Regions from separate parts of the Mus musculus genome. Here region 1 is linked to region 2. A link is a contact called in ENCODE POLR2A ChIA-PET data. All regions are on one chromosome and are shown on one strand. Each heading gives the region's core, a stretch centred on a gene start or an enhancer-like site at or near the end of the contact. The rest is flanking DNA. Distances are from core to core; before and after follow the strand shown.

What was found. ChIA-PET counts read pairs that join two places held with the same protein, here RNA polymerase II (POLR2A).
Region 1: POLR2A ChIA-PET joins it to region 2 with 12 read pairs in Patski. The contact joins the promoter of Ankrd13d here to the promoter of Cdk2ap2 in region 2. POLR2A ChIA-PET finds 5 or more read pairs at or near these places in 2 of 5 experiments (Patski and embryonic stem cell).

What each region holds. Positions count from the first base shown.
Region 1 is chr19:4,281,380-4,286,343 of GRCm38, forward strand. It overlaps Ankrd13d (ankyrin repeat domain 13 family, member D), which reads right to left and starts at 1,758. Exons shown (of 15, transcript NM_026720.2): 1 at 1,502-1,758; 2 at 790-925; 3 at 539-663. The coding sequence starts at 1,591. Grk2 (G protein-coupled receptor kinase 2) reads right to left here. Exons shown (of 21, transcript NM_001290818.1): 21 at 4,620-4,964.
Region 2 is chr19:4,093,852-4,098,758 of GRCm38, forward strand. Cdk2ap2 (CDK2-associated protein 2) reads left to right here and starts at 3,500. Exons shown (of 4, transcript NM_026373.4): 1 at 3,500-3,656; 2 at 3,966-4,066; 3 at 4,154-4,286; 4 at 4,647-4,907. The coding sequence starts at 3,575. The coding sequence ends at 4,714.

The DNA.
Region 1 (4,964 bases), core at 508-3,007, 190 kb after region 2:
TAAAATGATCTACACATATAAAAGTTATAAGCATTGGGGGCCTAGAGCTAGTTTTGACATGGGCCATAGCCCACTGTGGGGCCCTACGAGGTCCTCTGTCTTTTCTGTGTCTGAGTCCTTTATCTGTAAAGAGAACACAATGATCCTTCCAGACCTTCCCACATGTGAGGAGCACAACTGTGCCTCTGTCCTTTGTGTGCTTCGGATGCACAGGACTAGGCACTCCAGGGTCCAGGCCATCTCTACCCAGTCACCTTTCTGGAAATTTACATTCTCTAGGTGACCCAAGGCCTACCATTCTATCCAAGAGATTCCTGGTATCAGGGACCCTTAGTGCTGGTGAATGTCTTCCTTGCAAAAGACCCAGTCTCATCTGCATGGGCCTGGGATCCCATATTTCTTACATGACCCTTGGCAGAGGTTGAGACACAGATGGTGGGAAAGCGTCTCGCACAACCTAGATACTCCTCCAAGGCCAGGCTTATCACAGGAAGACGGAGCGCCTGTTATACCCCACTTCTTTACTCTATGGTAATACCTGACGGAGTTTGTTGAGCAGTTCTGGAATGCCAGCCAACCTCTGTGTGGCCCTCTGGAAGTCCCGATACTGGAGTACCAACTGTACCATCTCAGGGTCTCCAGTGCTGACTGCCTCCTGCAGGACTGGAGATGAGCAACTGCTGGGGTAGCCCTCTTAGCGCCCCCAGGCACGGTTACTTACTCCCCCTGCCCCCCATTCACCAACCTGGAAGCTAGTCTCAAGGGAGGACCCTCTGCCCTGCACAGTACCTGCCCAGCCCTGGTGGCTCTCTTTGCCCACGTTGGCATTATGTCGGAGGAGGACTCTCACAGACTCCAAGTTCCCCAAGGTCACAGCAAGCTCCAGGGGGGTTCGCCCTTGGGGGTCCTCCTGCTCAATGTCGTGCTAAGGGAGATGGGTCACTCAATACAAGGCAAGAGAGGGCCAAAGCAAGGAGGTCACTGGATTGAAAAGGGCTGGAGTTACTATGGGTAACCAGGTCAGTGAGAAGATAAGAGTGTGGCCTATGTGGACTGGAAAGTGTCGGGGTAAAGGGGACAGTAAGGGCCAGTGGGAAGGAACTGCTCATTTCTTCTGCCCTCTGCTATCCAGAGTTGAGGGCCTGGTGGTGGAGTCTAGCAAGACAGATTCAGGCTAGGGATGCTGAGAGTTTAGACCAGCTTGAGGGCTAGAACACGGTTCTTGTCCTCATTCTAGCTCAGAGGTGATGAGGGTGAATCCTGAGCTTAACGCAATACGAAGGGGGCAGATAGCAGAGCAAGGCCCAACCAAGGGAGATGCGCTAAACAAATGCTCAAGCTCGAGGGCAGGTGACCAGGGATTTGGAAAGAGCTGGACCTAAGGAGTCAGGATGCAGCTGCGGAGCACAGCAGGGGCGGTGAGCTGCGGAGTAGATTCCGTACTTTGGCACCGGGGCTTGGGGAGGAAACCAACCGAATCGGATCCCCTTCAGGGCCTCACCTTGCGGCTGTGCAGTGCGGCCTCCAGTTCGCGGTGCCGGTTCGCCCAGACTAGCCGGTGCAGCGGGAAGGTGGGGCCCAGGCCGGCCATGCTGGGCTTCAGCACCGCATCCCGAGCGAAAGGCCCAGCCCTTCTTGGCCTGCGCCTGGCACGTCCCCTGCTCCTCCGCTCTGAGCCGCACCTCAGCCGCACCCGCTGCAGCCCCGCGGACCCCTGCTAGAAGCCGCCGCAGCAAGAGCGAAGGCGGCAGGGAGGGCGGGGCGGGGATCTGGGGGCGGGGCTACATGGAGTTAGGGCGTGGCGTCGGGCTTCGCACACCCTCGCCTCCCGTAGCTACGGCAACCACTGCAGGCCTGCGCGCTGGGGGCGGGCGGAGTGTGTGTGGGGTGCTGTCCAGTCTCCAGGGCAACCACATGCGCCCCAGGAACAGCCGGAACTTCATTTTGAAGCGCCATGGTCGGTGGGGTTGTTCCGGAGGGCGGGGCATAGCTGCAGCTCCACCCGTGCCCGCAGGGGGCGCCCCAGGCCCTGGGCAAATCTCTTAGTGGTCAGAAAGGTGAGGGAGGAGGGAACGGAAGGGGAGTGGGGTAGGCTCGGTGGCACTGGGATTGGGCCAGGGTCTGTTGTTCTTGCAGCCCCCCCCGCCCCCACCCCCCCCCACCCCCGCTGACAATGTGTCCTTCTGTCTAGCCCACTCCTGAGTTCCATCAGCACCGACTTGTCTTTTATAGGCGGGTGGGATGGGAAATCTTGACCTCATCCCTGCCAGCACAGGCGCTTAGCTTCTGGAGATGGGCACCCCGCAGCAACCCCTAATGCTGACCAGTCAAAGCTTTCTTTCCCGAGGATCTGTCTGGCCTTGATGCCTGGAAGACAGCAAGGAATCAGGAACAGGAATATTGTTGGGGTTGGGGGACATAAGCTCAGCTTCCTGGCTGGGTGATCGGCCAGGGTGCACGCTACCACCACAGGAGTCCATTTTGCAGAGGCTGCATTTTACTGCCAACAGGGAAGGAAGGAGAATTTCGAAACAAGGCTGGCACTTCCACTCACACAGGATCTAGGGTTCAAGCAGCCAGCCAGCTTAGTTGGGACCCTTGGTTATCTTCAGTCCTACCATGGGTTCTCTGATCCTGGTCTTGCTGGGTGGCGAGGGGGTAAACCAGACTTTCCAAAACTGACTCTGGTCTGTTTCTCTATTTTTAAATCTTACATTCATTTTTGTGTGGGGGTGCTCATGAGTGTGGAGGTGAAAAACCAACTTTTGAGAGTTGGTTCTCTCCCATCCTTTAACTCAGGTTGTCAGGTTTGGCAGCAAACACCTTCATCGGATGGCTCCACCTCCCTATCTGTTAAACTTAGTGTGATGGAGAAAGGCCATCTAACTGAGGTTCCCTTCCTGCCCAAGGATGTCCTCATCTCTTCAGCCTGATTGCCACCTTTCTCCCTGCGATCGGGTGGTTTATAGCAGTCCGGGATCTAGGCTACCCACCGTGTGTGCTGTGGTCAGGTCATCTACGATGTCTGGACTTTGGGAGGAACTCAAGGCCCTGAGCTTCTAAAGGTCCAGAGCTCTGCAGTTAGGTCCTGCTGGTCTCTGCTTCTGTCAGAGACTTCCTCCTCAGCATCGTCACCCTGGCCCTGGACGGCCTAGGACTTGCTGCAGTCTTGAGCATCTCTCCGCCAGTCTTTACTGCTCTGACATCGACCCTTCTTTCCACATGGACCTCCCTCTCCTAGCTGACAGCTTGTCCACTCCCATCTGATATCACTTCCAGGACACCTCTGGTCTTAGGTATTCCATGCTGCCATATTAGGGTGTCAGAAGCCAAGTCCAAACGCCTTTCTCTCTTCCTTCCAGGCCAGCTGTGCTCTGAGCTATCATCACCTCTTTTTTGTTGTTTTGTCTTTTGAGACAGGGTCTCACTAACTAGCCCAGACTGTCCAGGAACTCTCTCTCTGAGGACCAGACTAGACCCAAACTCACAAAAGTGCTGGGATTAAATGTGTGCTCTGCCATGTTCAGCTCCACCTTACCTCTTGACCAACAACATGGCCTCCCTCACACGCTCCCTCAGTGTGGCCTGGCTTACTACACTGTTCCATTTTTTCCTCTCTGGCGTCTTTCACCTCTTCCTTCACAATCACCAATTACAAGAACATCTTTCCTGGACAGAAGCAATGGTCCTATCTCCCCACTTCTTGCAGTGACCAGCTATTTGTTTTAGAGCCAGTTCTAATGACTGCAGCCTGCCCTAAAACTTGAGACCTAGCTAGACATGGTAGCAAACCCCTGTAATTCCAGCACTTGGGAAGTGGGGGCAGAAGGGCGAGGAGTTCAAGGCCATCCTTAGCTACACAGTGAGTCTGAGGCTAACATCTGCTAACCACCCAGAGCCAAGCAAGTTCAGCCCCCGGTCTGTTCAACGCTCCAGGATGCAGTCACTGAGTGATCTGGGACTGTGCTAAGTTAAGGCTGGCCTTTCAGGGCCCCAAGGCCTGGTTCCTTCCATTGCAGTTTGCTGTCTTAAGTGCTTGACCATTCCTGATCTTAGAAGCATCTCTACGAATGACTACACTAATGCTGGAGGTACAGCTCAAATGCCATTTCATCCAAGACCTCACAGCATCTGCCCCAGAATTCTCTCCTCCTCTGTGCACTGAACAGGAAGGGCAGTGGTGCTCACAGGCTGTCTCTGGCCAGGCCTGGAGCAGGGGCACAGGAAGAGGAAGGTCATTCCTGGGAGCACAGGCTTGATGCTGATGCTCAAGCCAGAGGCCAGGAGAGCTTACACAGTGAGGCCAGTGCCAGCCAGACACAGCCAAAGGCTCAAGAGATGCAGTGTGGAAGAGAAAACAGATGTGTGCCGAGAGGAGTGGGGATTAACACAGTGCTTGACGTGCAGGGGCAACTTGCTGAAACCAGTATACCCCCAGCCATTCCAACCATGACAGCTGACGAGAACTACTACGGCTACTCCTGCTTATGTGGGAGGCGAGCGGAATAATTACTCCACCAGGGAGGGGAGGACGGGTTACTAAGCTCCTCCCCTTTCAGGCCCCAGACTGAAGTGACTGAAAAATAGTCACCAGGCACAAAGAGTCTGAGACAGCGAGGAGTCAGGCACCATTTTTTATAAAAACGCATAGTCTCATTTTCCACTCTTTAAAATCACATTCAAAAATCGGCAAAGAAACGCCCTAGGAGTGAGTAGACAAGAGGGGAGGGTGTGCCCACCCAGCCCCCAAGGGGAGAGGGCGCGACACCACACACAGCTGCGCGACTGGCACAAGGGGTCATGCGGTGGGCAAGGTGGCACCTGTGGGCAGTGGCCACTGACATGACATGGGCTAAGGGGCTGGACAGTGTGGGTGGGGGCACACTGACCAGCCAGGACAGGGAGGGCTGGCCCCAGCTGGGTTCTTATGCTGTGCCACCCACCTGCCCAGGCTGTCCCACTGT
Region 2 (4,907 bases), core at 2,250-4,749:
AAAGCAATGTCAGCTATTCACATAAAGTTACAGATGGCTGTTGACTATCAGCCTGTGAGGTGAACGTAGTCTGTGGGTCTCACTTCCTAGCCTTTGATCTGGAGGACGCCATACCGGAAGGTCCCCTAATTGCACAGAGAAGCCAGGTGACTCACACTGTGAGCCAAGCTTGAGAGGCAGAGGCAAGAGCGCTCCTGCGAGTTCTGCTTAGCTGGAGCTGTAGAGCAAAATCGCGTCTCAGAACCAAACCTACACAAACCCCAGGGGCTGGGCTGAGTGCTTAGTCTGCAAGCACTAAGATCTGAGTTTGAGTCCCTAGTTGAATACCGATGTAAAAAAAGCCAGGCATAGTTGAGTGATCCTGTGACCCCAAAATTTAGGGGGTAGAGTTGGGGCTCCCTGGCCAGCCAGGCTAGCTGAAATGTGAGTTTCTGGTTCAATGGCATACGCCAACTCAAGGCAGAGGGGCAAACAGCAGTAGATGAGAACACCGGATACTCTCTTCTCTGGTCTTCTCACTCCTCAGTCATTCACATGGACTTGCACCCACACATTCCCACACATGTAACACACACACACACACACACACACACACACACACACTGAGGCTGGGGAAGGGTTCCCCTGACAAACAGGCCAAGAGGCCTTTGCCAGCTTCCCCCGAGTGATCAGAGTCTGGTCTTTAGTAGGCAGGCTGCAGCTGTCTGCTCTAACCTCCTTCAGGACACACCCTGTTCCTCAGGGAGGATCCACTCTGGAAAGAAGAGGAACATCTAGATCGCTTCAGTGTGTTCAGCCCACTCTCACCTCCCCAGATGTTCAGAGCTGGATGCCGGTGTGTTCCCTTAAGCTCACATGTGCACCCCTACTTCCCCCTGTGGCTGAATCTGGAGGTAGGTCCCTAAGGAAAAAGTGAAAATTAAAGGTCAAAGGACAGGGCCCTTATGTAGAAACACTGTGTGAGGCCGGGAAGAAAGCCCACAGCAGGGACCCAGGACGCTGGTACTCCAACCTCAGACTTTTAGCCCCTAAGCTGTGCAAAAATAATCTCAATTTAAACTATTCAGTCCATGGTGTTTTGTTTCCTTTGGATATTACTCAACCCCAAGCAATGAACATATGGAGCAAGGGAGAAAGCAGGAAGGCTTAAGGCTGAAAGGAGGGGAACTGAGACATTCCTGAACGGAGTGTTTTACAGTAGCTCCTCTTCACACACTCCCACCCACCTACTGGAGTCTTTCCCACCATGCAGTCCTGCTGGCACACATGGGGGTTGTCTTGGGTGACCTGACCGGGGCACTTTTATTTTTGTTTATTTGGGATAGGCTGGTGTTGAGTTCTTGATCCTCCAGCCTCCTTGAGGTTACACACTCTCACCGCCATCCCAGGGCCTTAATTGTGAATTAGAGAATTCTAAAAAGGCATGATTAAATGCCAGGTTTTGTTTTTTTTGTTTGTTTGTTTGTTTTTTTGTTTTTAATTTGAGATTTGTTTGGGTTTTTTTTAAAGATTTATTTACTTTATATATCTTGAGAACACTGTAGCTGTCCTCAGACACACCAGAAGAGGGCACTGGATCCCACTACAGATGGTTGTGAGCCACCATGTGGTTGCTAGGAATTGAACTCAAAACTTTTGGAAGAGCAGTCAGTCTTAACCACTGAACTATCTCTTCAGCCTTTTGGTTTGTTTTTTAATAGTCTTTTAAAAGGAGATTTATGGGCTGGAGAGATGGCTCAGCGGTTAAGAGCACTGATTGCTCTTCCAGAGGTCCCGAGTTCAAATCCCAGCAACCACATGGTGGCTCACAACCATCTGTAACAAGACCTGATTCCCTCTCCTGGTGTCTGAAGACAGCTACAGTGTACTTACATATAATAAATAAAATAAGTCTTTAAAAAAAAAAACAGGGAGATTTATTTAGCTGGGAGTGGTAGTGCATGCCTTCAATCAAAGCATTCAGGAAGAAGAGAGAGGATCTCTGTGAGTTTAAGGCCAGCCTGGCCTACATATTGAGTTCCAGGTTAGCTAGAGCTAGATAGTGAGACCCTTTCTCAGAAAAAAAAAAAAAAAAAAAGTCTAGGGTGTTTTCTCTGACTGTACGTTTGTGTACTACCTGCTTGCTAGGTGCCCACTGAGAACAGAAAGAGATATTGGGCCCCCTGGAAATGCAGTTACAGATGGTTCTGAGGCACTTTATGTAAATGCTTAGAATTCTAACCTGGGTCCTCTGGAGGAGCAGCCTGTCCTCTTACCTGCTAAGCCATCTCTGCAGTCGCTTTTTTAAAAAGTGAGTTGAGGGCTAAAGCAGCAGTTCTGCAGACATATATGCAGACAAAACACTCGTATACATAAAATAGTTTTATTTTAATTTTAAAGTGAATTGATTTCAAGGAAATAGGAACTAGATGGCCAGACCCAGGTGGGAGTTTCATTAATGACGTCAGAACAATAATCAACCATGCTTCAACCCATATGGGGCTGGCTCTCATCTCTATTTCTCTACCCACTTCCAAGTTTACTTTCCAGGTATTACTGTCTTCATGTTTCATGAGAAAACGGAAACCTATTAGGGCAAGAAACTGGCGTGTGACTGTAATCCTTTAGCATTTCCGAGACAAGAGCATCAGGAATTCAAGGTCACCCTCCCCTACCCGGAGAGTTCGAGTTCTGACTGGGCTACTTGAGACCTTGTCTCAATCTCATCCCACCCGCCAAAAAGAGTCCAGGAGGAAACCATTAATGAGGTGTTGAGATTCCAGCCAAGGGTCTTGACCAGGGTCCTGACTTGACCTAACGCAATTCTTGATCTATGATGCTCTATCATTGTCTGTGGAGAGAGTAGGGGACTTAGGGTTCAGTGTCGAGCAGCGTCGTTGGCTGCCTTGGACCCACCTGCCTAGACCGAAGATTCAAACCAATCCAGAGAAGGAGCTTGGTAATGACTTTGGTGAGGGAACCGTTGCCATGGGAACAAATACAGGCCTGAGGCGCGCACATGCGCACAGCCGAAGGGGGGGGGACACGGAACCAGTGAAAGGTGACGTAAAACGCTCGGGGTAGGGCGGAGTGCTCACACTGTGGGAGCCGTGGCCTTGGGAGTTCTGAGCGGAGGGAAGTCGCGAAGCGGTGAGGACGAAGTGTGTTCGGCGGCCCGCCACACACCACCGGAGCAAACCGCGGGGACCAGACTGGCCCGCTGCCGAGGCCCCGCCTCTTGGACCTCGGGACTAATCGGATTGAAAGCGCGCCGGCCCCGGGCCCCGAACTCGCCAATTGAGGAGGACGACTGTCACCGCCCAATCCGGGGCAGACAGGTGCGAGGTCCGGAAGGTGGAGGCCAATCGGCAGCGGTTGCGCCCTGCGGGGGCAAGATTCAGCCAATGAGGAGGCTCGAGTGACAGCTGAGCGCGCCAATCGAGAGTGAGGACCGATCGTGCCCGCCCACCCTTCCGGCCGGAGCTCTATTTACCAGGGGCGTGCAGCTCGCTTGCCAATCAGAGTGCGGCTGAGCTGCCGGACAGCCAACCCCAGAGGAGCGGCCGGCTGGCGGCCGCCGCACTGAGGAGTTGGGATGTCCTACAAACCTATCGCGCCCGCCCCCAGCAGTACCCCGGGCTCCAGCACCCCCGGGCCAGGCACCCCGGTCCCTACAGGTGAGGCTCCAACTCCATCCTTGTTCGCCTTGTCCGGGCAGTCGAGGTCTTGGAGAGAAACCGCTCGAGTTTTGCAATCCGGGGCCTGCTAGACGAGCCTGGCTCAGCCTCAGTTTGCTGGCCTGAGAAGTGGGCGTGGTCACGTAGAGCTTGTAGGTGGAGCGCAGGGGGGAGGAGTGTGTCTCCGAAGTTGTTCAGAGTGGAATGAAGAAGCATGCCGTTGGAGGTTAGTCAAGGGAACAGTCCTGGGCTTGGAAATCTGTGACGAGGCCCTTGTCACACTCTGACCTCTTGCTGGTGTCGTTGCAGCCGGGAGTGTCCCATCGCCATCGGGCTCAGTGCCAGGAGCTGCCGCACCTTTCAGACCGCTGTTTAACGACTTTGGTCCGCCCTCCATGGGGTATGTACAGGTGAGTGTGGCCAAGAGCTTGCTTATGGCTGAGGACAGGAGATCCCCTCGGGGTCTGAGATCACGTCTGTATTTTCTTTTGACACAGGCGATGAAGCCACCTGGTTCCCAGGGCTCTCAGAGCACCTACACGGACCTGCTGTCTGTCATAGAGGAGATGGGCAAAGAGATCCGGCCCACCTATGCTGGTAGCAAGAGTGCCATGGAGCGCCTGAAGAGAGGTAAGTGAAGCCACAGGCCTGCCCTTGCTCTGCCCAGGACACAGACACTGAACTTTAAGACAGTTCAGTAAGGATGGAGGATATCTAGAGTCAGGACAGGACATTTGGGCCAGCCTCGATTGGAACAGAACGTGTACCTAAGGAGGGGTTTTAAATGAACTTTTCCATTTTCAAATGAGTCTGTTTCCAAGAAGGTGCCTGGGAACTCGGATTAGCCAACCCTTAATCCCATCCATCCTCATTAGATTAGAGGTGCTCTTGCTGAACCATGGAGCGGTGGGGGAGTGTCTGCTCTGAAGGGTGGCTGTGGACTGTTTCTGGGGCCCTGTTTATTACTTCCCCATCCTCACCGCACCCCAGGCATCATCCACGCTCGGGCACTAGTCAGAGAGTGCTTGGCAGAGACAGAACGCAATGCCCGCACGTAACAGGAAGCACCTTGACCTCCTCGCCGGGACCTTTCTGGCCACTGCAGAGCGCCTGCTTCTCCCTGGCCTTCGCGCCCCAAGTTGCTTCCTATCCTGGGCTTCCTGTCCTGTGTCCCTTAGTGGGCACCCTCCAGGAACCAGGTAGCAGATCTTCGTCCAGTTGGCTGTACAAACTGGTCTCCTCCCTCTGTGG